2 separate regions of the Mus musculus genome follow, and region 2 is linked to region 1. Evidence: chromatin contacts called from ENCODE Hi-C or POLR2A ChIA-PET data. All regions are on one chromosome and are shown on one strand. Each heading gives the region's core, a stretch centred on a gene start or an enhancer-like site at or near the end of the contact. The rest is flanking DNA. Distances are from core to core; before and after follow the strand shown.

The links. Hi-C counts contacts between places; a loop is a spot of excess contacts on that map. ChIA-PET counts read pairs that join two places held with the same protein, here RNA polymerase II (POLR2A).
Region 2: a map of heart shows a loop between it and region 1 (2.0-fold over the local background). The contact joins the enhancer-like site here to the promoter of St6galnac3 in region 1. A Hi-C loop is called at or near these places in 4 of 37 maps with a recorded cell type or tissue (CH12.LX and heart). POLR2A ChIA-PET finds 5 or more read pairs at or near these places in 2 of 5 experiments (Patski and embryonic stem cell).

The regions. Positions count from the first base shown.
Region 1 is chr3:153,722,005-153,728,136 of GRCm38, forward strand. It overlaps St6galnac3 (ST6 (alpha-N-acetyl-neuraminyl-2,3-beta-galactosyl-1,3)-N-acetylgalactosaminide alpha-2,6-sialyltransferase 3), which reads right to left and starts at 3,129. Exons shown (of 5, transcript NM_011372.2): 1 at 3,041-3,129. The coding sequence starts at 3,058.
Region 2 is chr3:153,687,235-153,693,366 of GRCm38, forward strand. The region is part of intron 1 of St6galnac3 (ST6 (alpha-N-acetyl-neuraminyl-2,3-beta-galactosyl-1,3)-N-acetylgalactosaminide alpha-2,6-sialyltransferase 3); the gene reads right to left. Among named protein-coding and RNA genes, the nearest start is that of St6galnac3, 35 kb to the right of the region's middle. Within about 2 kb of position 2,702, at least 1 of the 3 ENCODE cell types and tissues checked has a DNase peak (open chromatin) inside an H3K27ac peak, as active enhancers do; it is heart, where a contact is called at or near this core.

The sequences.
Region 1 (6,132 bases), core at 1,879-4,378:
ATCTTAGTTTTCTTTCTATTGCTGTGATAAAACACTGTGACCAAAAGCAACTTAAAGGAGGAAAGGAGTGATTTCGTTTTATAGTTTCTAGTCTGTCATTGAAGTCAGAGCAAGAATTCAAGGCAGGAACCTGGAGGCAGGAACTAAATGGGTCACTGGGGAATACTGCTTTCTGGCTTGCTCATCCATGGCCTGCTTACCCATGGTTGCTTTCCTATACCACCTAGGATCATCTGCCCAGAGGTAGCACCATCCACAACGGGATAAGCCCTTCCACATTAAACACCAAATGAGAAAACGTCTCACAGAGTTGCCTAAAGGCCAATCGAATGGAGGCTTTTTCTCAAGGGAGGCTCAAATGGGATACCCTGGCTTGTGTCAAGTTCACAAAAAACTAATCAGAACACCCCTTCTATGAGTATTTCATACACAGAAATACAGACAAACACGCACGGAAGACATAAATTATGTGTGTTATATGTGTGTGTATGTATAATTTATCTATATAAGTTGCACACATACATAAATACACAGGAGGCATACATATATGTACATTCACAGACGACATGAATATCAGATAAAATACAAATACTACATATGCTGTTCCCCTACTAATCTGCCCCCTGAAGGTTTGATCATAGGGCCAGGCTGTTTCCAATACTTAACTAGGTTCAGGGCTTTGCAAAAATATATATATATATTTCGTTAAAACAATGAGAAGTCTATCGTTTTCTATTTGCTACAACACTGTTAAAACCAATTATAGTAATTATACACATTTCTCACACTTAGGAAGAAGAGCGGCCAAAATCAAATGCAAAGGCCGAGCTTGTGCAGAATGCGTACCTTCTGTTCAGAACGTGGGCCCCATACTCCACCACGCGTAGCTTTATAAAGATGGCACAGGCTACAGGATCCTCAGGGACCATCTAGGACCAAGTAGGTACAGCCTGCACGCAGCAGGCTACCAGTAGCCCAGAACGGCCATGAAAGTGATCTGGGCATGAACGTGACCCAGTACATTTACAGACCACAACATCATGTTGCACAAAGTCACCACTAAAAGAGTAAAAGGAAAAAAAATTTTTAAATGCACCCCATTGCTTATAGGTGGCAGAGATTGAATAGTATAAGGACTCTCGGAGTCACCCCTAAAACAGTTTTAAAGTGTGAAGACAGCTTAAGATGGGGGGCTGGAATCCAGGTTCACTCTGTCCTTAACTTGGAGTTTAGGAAACTCAAGACTCTTTCCCTTAAAAGTGGAGTTGCAAACAAGCACTGTGGCCCTTCAGGGCTTACGAGGGAGCCAAAGTTATATCCTATGGAAAGACTGGGGGTTCAGAATGATGTAACTAACTCATCATTACTAAACATCAGGAAAGCAGTGGCTTTACACACCTGTATCCCTAAGTCCTTCTTGCCCCATCTCCGTAGCAACCTGACAGACTTTGTGTGACTATTTTGATCTTATGTTGAACAACTTAGTATTCAGAGTCGTGTAACTTGTCCAAGGCCACACAGGTGACCGGAGGCGGAGCCAGAATTCTGATGAATTTGCTTAATCTTTATTCATCTTGATTCATGGTTAGGGTTTGAAGGCAAGTAAGGAGGGGCTCCTCTGTGTGAGGGATGACAGGTGAGATCTATGTGTGCCCTTGGATCTGCACTAGAGATGCCTCGAGGGATCTGGGGATATAGCCCTGTGACCAGACAGGACCTTGGCATTTGTAAAAGTCCAATCAGCAGCACCACTCCAGAGCAAGCACACTCACACAGACAGAAGATGCATGACAGGGGAAAAACCAATAGAGGAAGACATGACCAACAACAGGACATGGCAGGCGCCTTGATTTCCTTTTAGCAAATGACACAAATAAATAGAGACGATGTGGTGACCTAGTTCCAGTTCCTGTGAGTTCAAGTTGCATTCTGTGATACCAATGGATTATTTCCTCCTAACTTTGCCACCCTTGGGGAAAAAAAAAGAAAAGAAAAGGCGTGGAAAGTGTTCCAAAACAAACGGCAAGCTCAGGAAAGTCACAATAAGGGTCTGCTGCCTCGCTTCATGAGAGGGAAGGATGACTGGTACAACTTCAACAGCAGCCCAAGACTATATTAAGTGCTACGACACACAAGACTGTTCTGTGTGGCCCTTGGTCACACAGCACCTTCTCGGGGCTGGAAACCGAACACCTTAGTTTTCTCTCCGGGATGGGAAACCTTCATGCTGCTCAAGTTTGGATCCACGGAGTCAGACTGGGCAACTGAATAAGGACAGCGAGGAAAAACCAGAACAGGCTAGGGAGTGAACTTTCTCGGTGAGTTGGAAACAAGTCTTCCCAGAAAAGGTCCTCACCAAGTAGGTCCACGCAAAGCCTTCAAGCCTGTGGCTAAGGAGTCACTAAGAACATGGAATGTACCAAGGCTTGAAAGAACTCAGCAAAATAGGGCTGGACTCTGGGTAGATACTGTCTGTTCACATGTGAGCCTAAGGAAGTCCAACATTCTACCTATGTCCATCTAATGAACTTTTCCAACTTAAGTCCCGGCACCTGGAGCTAGTTCCCCAGAAAACTCATCCCTACAGGGCTACCTGTAGACCTAGAAGTTTATGTGTTCCCGGGAGCAAAGGCTGCGGGCTCTCTGCACCCTCTCCTCCTCCTCTCAAACGCTGTGCCCCTCACCCATGCTGGGCCACTCCTTTTCAGCCCATGGCCCCCCACAGGCCGCGGGCTGCCCTGACCCAAGTCTCGGAGCACCCTCTGCTCCGCCTGCTATACCCATCATTCGGCACGCCGCCGCGCGCTCCCTGCCCAGCTCCTTCCAGACAGGAGCCAGCCGGCAGCAGTGCAGGCAAGGAGTCTGTGCCCAACGCACATTACATAGTCTCCCACCCAGATGCCTTGGCCAAAGGAACAAAAAGGAAGCCGACGCCAGGAAGAGACGGGCGGGCTGAGGATGCGGCGGGACCGCGGCGGGCTCCACGCCTCGGCGCACCCAGCAGGCGGAGCTCGCATGCGGCCCACCGCCGAGCTGTTACCTTGAGGATGCAGGCCATGGCGCTATGGATCGACCCTGTGGCTCGCTGCACCTCGGCCCCGCAGCTGGACCACTCCAGCCCACATTCCCGCAGAGCGAGCCGGGCCGCGGGAGCTGCGCGCTCAGGCCCCACCCCCGAGCCCCGCCACTGGCTGGCGCCACACGAGGCCCCGCCCCTAGTCACGTGCCCTCCGTGCAGCCCGCAACTGCTTGCTACTCCACCGCTGCTACTACTTCACCTTTTTTTCCAAACCCTTCTGCAGATGGAGGTATGTAAAGCCCGGCTTGCAGCAGACCCAGATCTGCTTAACCTGAGGACAGAAGGTGGCCCTTCCAGCTGCACTCGCCCATCAGAGAACCCACAGATGTGCCACTTTCCAAAAAGTTAGCTTTGTTTGGCACCATTCCGATGCAGGCATGGGGCCCATCACAGGATTCTTCGAAAGCAGCTGGAAGTGCCCAGGGCTAGCCCTTGGGCACTGCAGAATTCTGTGGTGTGCGTCTCTTGTTATGATTGATCGTCTGTCAACCTGAAAACACAAACAACTAGAGATGCTGAAAGATTGAACACTCTTGGTCTTCAAAAAAGAAGCCACAATCTTCACACAATGTGACATTGTGCACAGCATGTGTAGCATATGGGCACATAAACATATGCAGCTGTGACTGTTGTATTCTGTTGCAAGTTCGTAAAATGCTTATGTACACAATGTATAAAGATAATGTTCATGTGTGTACACCTATGTACAGAGTATGATGCACAGGACTTTGCTACTCACTACTACTATCTTGGAATTTAGAGAACTCAGTTAAAATTTCAACAACCAAGTTACATATTAGCTTTTCCTCTTAAGTCTGGACATCTAGGAAGGTCCTGACCTCCACCATGAACTGTCCTGTGTTAAAGAGCAGTGCAGATTTACCCAAGAGGTGACATGGGCAAACTGGAACCTGGTCCTCTCTGGGTCCTTAATGGACTCTGTGTGTCCCAAACCAGACCTGCTAAGAGAACAATCATTTCTACAAGAAGAGGTTATGCCCAGAGAGAGGAAAGGTCTGTAGATACACAAATTCCTGCTGTCTAGAAGTCACACAAGTCTTTAAATTACTCCCCAAAACATCTACCTTAAAGTCATCTCCCTCGCAGATTAGCTGGCCTGCACAGCATCAGGGAAAGCATGTGATCTGAGAGTGACCGAGGGTCATGAGATGGCTCCCACACCAACAGACAGGAATTGCTCAGGACATTCAACAGGAGAAATCACAGGGAAGATACTGAAAAGACTAGAGTCCTATTCAAACTGCCTGTTCCCAGGCAAGCTCTGTCTGTCTCCAGGGTGACTAAACTCTTCTCTGTTGCCACTTCCTCCCACCCCTCCCTCTGCCTTCAAGGCACATGTATTTTATAAGTATGGTTTGGTAAAGATCGCATACTTCAAACTGCAGCTTTAATAAATGGTCTTAGCAGGTGTACTGGCTAGTTTCATGTCAACTTGACACAAACTAGACTCGCTGGAGAGACGGGAGACTCAACTGAAAAGCAAATGACTCCAGAAGAAGTAGGCTGTAGGAAAACCTGTAGGGCATGTTCTTATTTAGTGATTTATGTGGAGGGCCAGCCCATTGTGGGTGGGACCACCCCGGGCTGGTGGTCCTGGGTTCTATAAGAAAGCAGACCTAGCAAGCCATGAGGAGCAAGCTAGTAAGCAACACCCCTTCAAGGCATCTGCATCAGCCCCTGCCCCCAGGTTCCTGTCCTCTCCTCAAGTTGCTTTCAGGCATGGTGTTCCATCATAGCAAGAGTAACCTTAAGTGGGACAGCAGGCCAGGAAAACTCAGCACACTTGTTTATTTCTTTGCAGCAGGACACTCATGTCACCAGGTGAACAACTTCTACCAAGTGGCCCCGAAGGTTGTCCCCAAGCTTGGGTTGTCAGGCTTGGGACAAGTGTCTTTGCACACTTGTTATCTCCTAGACCCCACATTCATTCATTCATTCATCCATTCATTCATTCATTCATTCATTCATTCATGTCAGTTTTTATTAATCTGATTAGCTGAAGGGAAAAATCTTTAAGTTTCTATAGGACCTGTCAGCAATAAGAGATTGGTTTCTGTGATCTGTGATCTCAGGACAAGATCCTAAATCACAGTAAAGAGGAAAAGATAAGAGACACATAACACAGTAGAGGCCTTCCCCACCAGGGAGCAAGCTGCTAACAATGAAGAAACATCAGCATACACACAAGGTACCATTGTATGGGTTAAATAGGCTATATTTAGGAATATATGTATATACATATATGCATGTAACAACAATTAGGTTTCAAAAAGAGGTCATGAATTTGAAGAACAGGGAGAAGTATATAGGAAGGTATGGAGGGAGGAAGGAGAAAAGATAAATTTTGCAATTATCATCTCAAAAATATAGAAGTGTCTCTTTCCAAGAAGAAGTAGAGGAGGAAGAGGAGGAGGAAGAGGAGGAAGCAAAGATGGTTTAAGCATCTCTTTCTCTCTCTTTCCTCTCCTCCTCTGCTCCTCCTTCTCTCTCTCTCTCTCTCTCTCTCTCTCTCTCTCTCTCTCTCTCTCTCTCTCTCTCTCTCTCTCTCTCTCTCCAGAAAGTTGCACTATACTTGGGAAGGGCCAGTGGACTCTGGTGATCTGATGAGCACTTCCTTGCTTGGTGAACTTAACCAAGCCTCTTGACCTCTGTCTAATCTTTGTACAACAGGCTATGTGTTTAACTCTGCCTTAGCAGACTTAAATATGAGTTCATTCACCTCAATTCCCGGCAAGATGACCGCTTTTAGATGATAAAAAGCTATTTAAAGAATCGAAATTTGCACTGAAGACAGAAAGATCACAGCTGAAGCAGAGAGAGACTCTGGTCATCCTTGAGGGTCTCAGGAGGGTGTCGTTGCTGAAGAGTTAACACACATGGTAAGGACTCGATGAAGGTTCTTCACCCACCTACCCTGACATGGCTTTCTCAACTGAAGAGCCCACCACCCACATCCATGCTTTCCAAAGTGGTACTTGTCTCTCTCCGTGTGTATGTGCATGTGTGTACACACTCATGTGTGCATACATGTT
Region 2 (6,132 bases), core at 1,452-3,951, 35 kb before region 1:
TACTTTCCACCCACCTCACGTTAGACAGTGTATCCTCCTTCAGGGCAGTATTTTTACTTTCCACCCACCTCACGTTAGACAGTGTATCCTCCTTCAGGGCAGTATTTTACTTTCCACCCACCTCGCGTTAGACAGTGTATCCTCCTTCAGGGCAGTATTTTTATTTTCCACCCACCTCACGTTAGACAGTGTATCCTCCTTCAGGGCAGTATTTTATTTTCCACCCACCTCACGTTAGACAGTGTATCCTCCTTCAGGGCAGTATTTTACTTTCCACCCACCTCACGTTAGACAGTGTATCCTCCTTCAGGGCAGTATTTTTACTTTCCACCCACCTCACGTTAGACAGTGTATCCTCCTTCAGGGCAGTATTTTTACTTTCCACCCACCTCACGTTAGACAGTGTATCCTCCTTCAGGGCAGTATTTTACTTTCCACCCACCTCACGTTAGACAGTGTATCCTCCTTCAGGGCAGTATTTTACTTTCCACCCACCTCACGTTAGACAGTGTATCCTCCTTCAGGGCAGTATTTTACTTTCCACCCACCTCGCGTTAGACAGTGTATCCTCCTTCAGGGCAGTATTTTACTTTCCACCCACCTCACGTTAGACAGTGTATCCTCCTTCAGGGCAGTATTTTTACTTTCCACCCACCTCGCGTTAGACAGTGTATCCTCCTTCAGGGCAGTATTTTACTTTCCACCCACCTCGCGTTAGACAGTGTGTACTGTTTTGCAACAGAGGCTTTCTTGTCATTTCCAAAGCTAACATCCACAAACAAGGGAGTTTCTTGTCTCAGAATGTCCCTCAGAAATCACCACAACAATGGTGATCAAGAGAGCTGTCACTGAATTACAAGTGGCCACAGACGAAAGCCAGGAACTGAAGTCAGATCACCCCTGGCCAAAGGGGTCACTCGATGAGGTCACCGCATCATCTCAGGTCAGAATCAAAACCATCCAGGTCATAGTCTGGGCCCTTCATTTTCTCCAAGAATCTTGGAAATAGCTCATTATTTTTGTTCTACCACAGAGTTCTGGTTAGCAAATAAGGCCTCATAATAGTGTCATCTGGAATCTCTATGTGCCCTGGCCCTGAAGATGTAATGAGACTGGCAAGATCGCCCCAAGCGCCATATTCAACAGAAGCATAAGTCAGTGAGGCACGAGCAGTACTTTGGGTGAGGCTACGTTCACCTCCTCCAACAGGACTGCTCAAGTTTGCAGTCCATGCTTGCTACACCTCAAGTAATCTAGACACGGAATGTCAGTGCTCTCCCATTTATACACAGACACACAGACACACACAGACACACGCACACACATACACACGCACACACGTCATTCAAAAAGCAAGTGTGAGTAAAATTTAGACTTACTAATAAATGTTAAGTCAAAAACCCAGGTGGCAATGCATAGTGAGAACTGAAAACCTCACAGACAGCCCAGCCTAGGACAGTGCTTCTCAGCCTTCCTAATGCTGTGACCCTTTAACAGTTCCTAGTGTTGTGCTGACCCCCCAACCACACAATTAGTTCTGTTGCCACTTCACAGCTGTAATTTTGCTACTGTTATGAATCGTAATGTAAATATCTGATATACAGGTGGTCTTAGTGACCCCTGTGACAAGACTGCTCAAGCCACCACAGGTTGAGAACCACTGATCTAGGATTGCCTCCCTGGTTCATCAGGACCCTGGGCAGTGTTTCACCATTTCCCTACACTCGATCAGTGCCCCCCAGAGACTGATCCTCTCTGTTGGTCTGAAAACTGGCTGGCCAGGCCTAAGAACACTGGTATCTTCTCCTCCATACCTGCCTAGAGTTGAACAGGCATCTTTACTCCTCATGGATAAGATAATTCACCTCTACCTGTGGCTTGGGTTCACCCACACAAACTTTGAATATTTCTCATCACAGTATAGCCCCAGACAAGGCATACAATCTCCAGTGGGAAAAGTCTAGCATCCACTCTAAATGTATACAACCTTTAATTTTTCTTTGTCTGCTAGGCTCTGAAAGACCTTTCTGGGGCAGCCTTGGTACTCTAAGGTCACCCACTGCTAGGTATCTATCTTCTGTCTACACAGCCTGTTTCCATAGGGCTCAACTTGACCCTTGGACTCTCAATTGTACACAGCAACTAAAGACCATCTAACACAGCTTTCTCATTTTAAAAAGCCCAGTGAGCTGGCACCCCCAAAGCCAGAGAGCATGAGTAAGTAGCAAGCTGAATCCGCAAGACCCCATCTCTCCCAGGACAGTGGTACTTATGGTGCTTCTGCATCCGCTGTTCTGTGCTCAGGCTCACAGTGATGCACAATGAAGCGGCACACAGGGCTCCATGCTGACGTTCATGTGAGTGCTGGTTTCTGCCTCCATGCAGAGAAGGCCAGGTCTTCTCGTTCACAGACAGCAATAACTCCCCAGGGAGTATCAACAGCTACGTTTCACAGTGTCCTTCATACTAAGGTGCATAAGACAGAATGAATAATCTCTCTCTTTTCTGAGGACACCATTCCAGGGAGCAGAGGGACACGAAGCATATAAAAGAGAAATGGAGAAAATGAAAAGGAATTAGATTAACCTCCTAGAAGGCAGAAAAAAAAAAAAAAAAAAAAACAGAGAGTGAGGCGTGGTCAATCCAGAGAGGTTCCACCCAGACCTCCAACCGACAGGGGAACAAATTAAATGTGCATGAACGTTCTCGGCTCACTGCCCAGACTTCCGCAGAACTTTCAAAAAGAACGTGTGATGTGGGACATGCTCAGTTACTGTCCATTTCCCCCAGTGGAAATTTACCTTAATAATTTGTTAGCAGGGGAAATAGTAGAAGTGCAGTCAACACGATCCCTTCCTAAACCTATGCTGGAAAGATCAACTCCTCAGCCCTCCCCTGCGCATTCCGACTCCACAACCCAACTCACAGAGTAGCTGCCACTTATCTGCTTTCTCCAGCAGCTCCTACGTGACTCACGAGGGATGGCCCCTCTGCAAGTATGCCTGCAAGCCCTGGCTCTGCACAGTACCCTAGCAGGCAGAGGGTGCTGGGAGCAAGCAAGTCAGGTTGGCCTGAGAACTGACCCACTAGGTCAGAGGAAGCACCTCAAGATACGACAGAGTGGATAAGGACACAGCCAAATGGACAGGGGACATAAGAGATTCTGGGAAAACAGAACTTGGCTATTTCTCTATACTCAGAAATGTTCTGTAAGTTCTGTATGTGCTCCATACATTCTAGAGTAATGTCCAGCAGCTCTGGGGACGATGAATCCCTTCAGCTGCTTCTGCCATAGCTCTTTATAACCAGCAGCAAGGTCCTCGCCCTTCTCAGCTCAGCAGCAAGGTCCTAGCCCTTCTCAGCTCAGTTTACTGCAGGCTTTGGTTTTCTTCAAGGAAACATGATGCCCTTCTACTTGAAGAAGTCTCCAGTTACTCCTGAGCACAGGGAGGGAGCAGGGGGCTCCTCCTCCTTACTGTGACTAGAAGGAGCATCAGCACACACCAAAGGGGCCTCCTCTTCTGCCATCAGCAACTCCTGTTTATGTTGATGGAAGCCAGAGCTGCTAAGCTGCAAGTGAAGCCAGGGTGCACTGTTCTCTGGGACCACAAGTTATACACCGCTCCTCCCAGGAACACAAAGGCTGCACCAGATCTGTCAGAGAAACTATAACTCATCTAATTAAATAATATGAAAGCAGAGGCCTAGCCTGGTAGCTTTCTGATTAGCTGCCAGGCTGATTCAAGCAAGGTGTTCCAGAGGGAATGCTCTTGGATTTCAGATGCAAAATTTTCATTGAATTCAGACAAACACACATCCATGCACACACACACACATGCACCATCTGTATATACATATATGCATATATACTCACATACACTCACACAATACATATATACACACCATATACATATATGTACAAACATATATACATACATTACACAGACATATATACCCATGAATATACATTCATACAACACATACAAATGCACACACCATCCCACACACACATATATATACACATATGTACAAATATAATCATGCACACATATATATGTGTATATATACATATGTGTGTATATATATACGTATGTATACACACACATATAAACATATGTGCACATATACACTATACGCATATACCTGTACTCATACAACATACATATATACTCAAACACACATACCACACACATATATTCATACATATATGTGCACACACATACACACTCGTGCACACACACAACTCACTGTGCTTGTATTGCCTTTTCCAAGATGACAGGGACGTGTGCAAGTATCTAATGAACTGAGCTTATCCATCACAGAGGGATCCCTTCCCTTCATTCTAGTTTGTTTCAACTGAGGGATTTAAATTTGTCATAAAGCATTTTAGACCCTCCCCTTCCCCCTTCCCACCAAACGTCAGGAAACCACCAGCACAAAGGCAGTGCTTTTGGCACAGACATGTTTTTTATCTTGAGCAACCCTACAGAGTCACTTGCTTCTCTCTTATCTGTCTTACAAGGCAGCAGCCATCAGCAGGCCAACCTCAGCTGAGCTCAGCTGTCGCAGCACAAGGTCAGTTTCTACCTCCAATTACAATGGGGAAGCCTTGATATACATCAGGATACAATTAACCCAGAAAGGGGTTACATCCCAGAAACACGATCCCAACTGGTGGACCTCAGAGGAGCTTCAAACGGTCTGTGAAACCCCACAAACTTGACAACACAGAGCTAGGATCCCACCTGGTTGGCCTCAGTGGGGCTTCAAAGGGCCCGCAAATCCCTACAAGCGCCACATAAAACTATGTCATATAAGTTGTGCATTATGCTGGCCACTGTATATAAACAATAACAAGGAAAAGTCAGTGAGGTGACTCAAGGGGTAGAGACACTTGCCACCAGGCCTGATGACCTGAGTTTGATCTCTGAGACCGGCATGGTGGCAGGAGAGAGCTGACTCCCACAAGTTTGTCCTCTGACCCCTAAGAAGCACACAAACATCTTCACACTAAACTAATTAGATTACTAATTAAAGAATAACAAAGATAACCAAAAGCAAAATTTTTCCAAGGGAAAAAAAAAAAAAGCAACCATGTGTCTCTAGAGAGCAGACACGAGTCACGGCTCTCCAGAGAGCAGTGGTTGGGAACGCTGGACAGGGCTCTCCAGAGAGTGGACAGTGGCTAACATTAGACAGGGCTTTCTAGAGTGGACATTGGTTGGAAAGACTGGACAGGACTCTCTAGGCAGTCAGGTCTGGGGATCAGTCTGGTCCACGCTAAGCCTTCTAACCTTACAAATGGAGCAAGTTTCCTACACTTCTGAGCCATGCCATGCCTCGACGAGGTAGGAGGAAACGTGAGCCCGGGGAGAGACCTCACTGGTGCCTGACTGCTGCGGCAGAAGCAGCCCTGGGTCTGACCACAGTGTGCCTCTGAGTTCTTAATTAGCAACAGCTCCAATTATTATTATTCCTAGTGGTTAGTCGGGAAGGAAGTTAGACAGGAAACTGGCTGCATTCATTCAGACTTAAGACATGTTTGCTCCTGCTGCAGACCATCGAGAAAATTCCCTTCCTGACCCTTGAAGCCATCCCAGTTCAGGAATAAGCCGCCAGGAGCCTGTGTGTTTTGTTGTGGCTGCTGTTGCTGTTGCTGTTGTTTTCCAAAAACTAACGACTGGACAGCGTACGACAGTTTGTCACGTGAAGGAGAAAAGAGTAGCTAAGTTCTGGGGAGGACAGCAGGGAATCCTTCAGGGCCTGAGGATGTACATATCTTGGGGAGAGGGAAGGTCACGTCCACTTGCATTTCAGAGTGAATTCTCCCACACACATTTCCCAAACCTGGGAACAGACACTTAGAGGCAAGCTCCCTGTACTATTTATCCACGTCAGCAGGCTCATGGGCAGCACTGATCCAGGCCCCAGCTTTGTGCTGCAATAAATCCGCTCCCTCTGCAAAACTTAACATTCCTCCCACTTGAATTATGGGCTCTTCCATATGCTTAACTAGAGAAGAAAATACTATATTTTATGGCTGTTTCCCACCCCTCCCCCTTACCCCACCAACCGACATGAGCACTTCAGCTCTTGCAGAAGTTGGCTTCACTAGGCCATGGGAGTCACCGA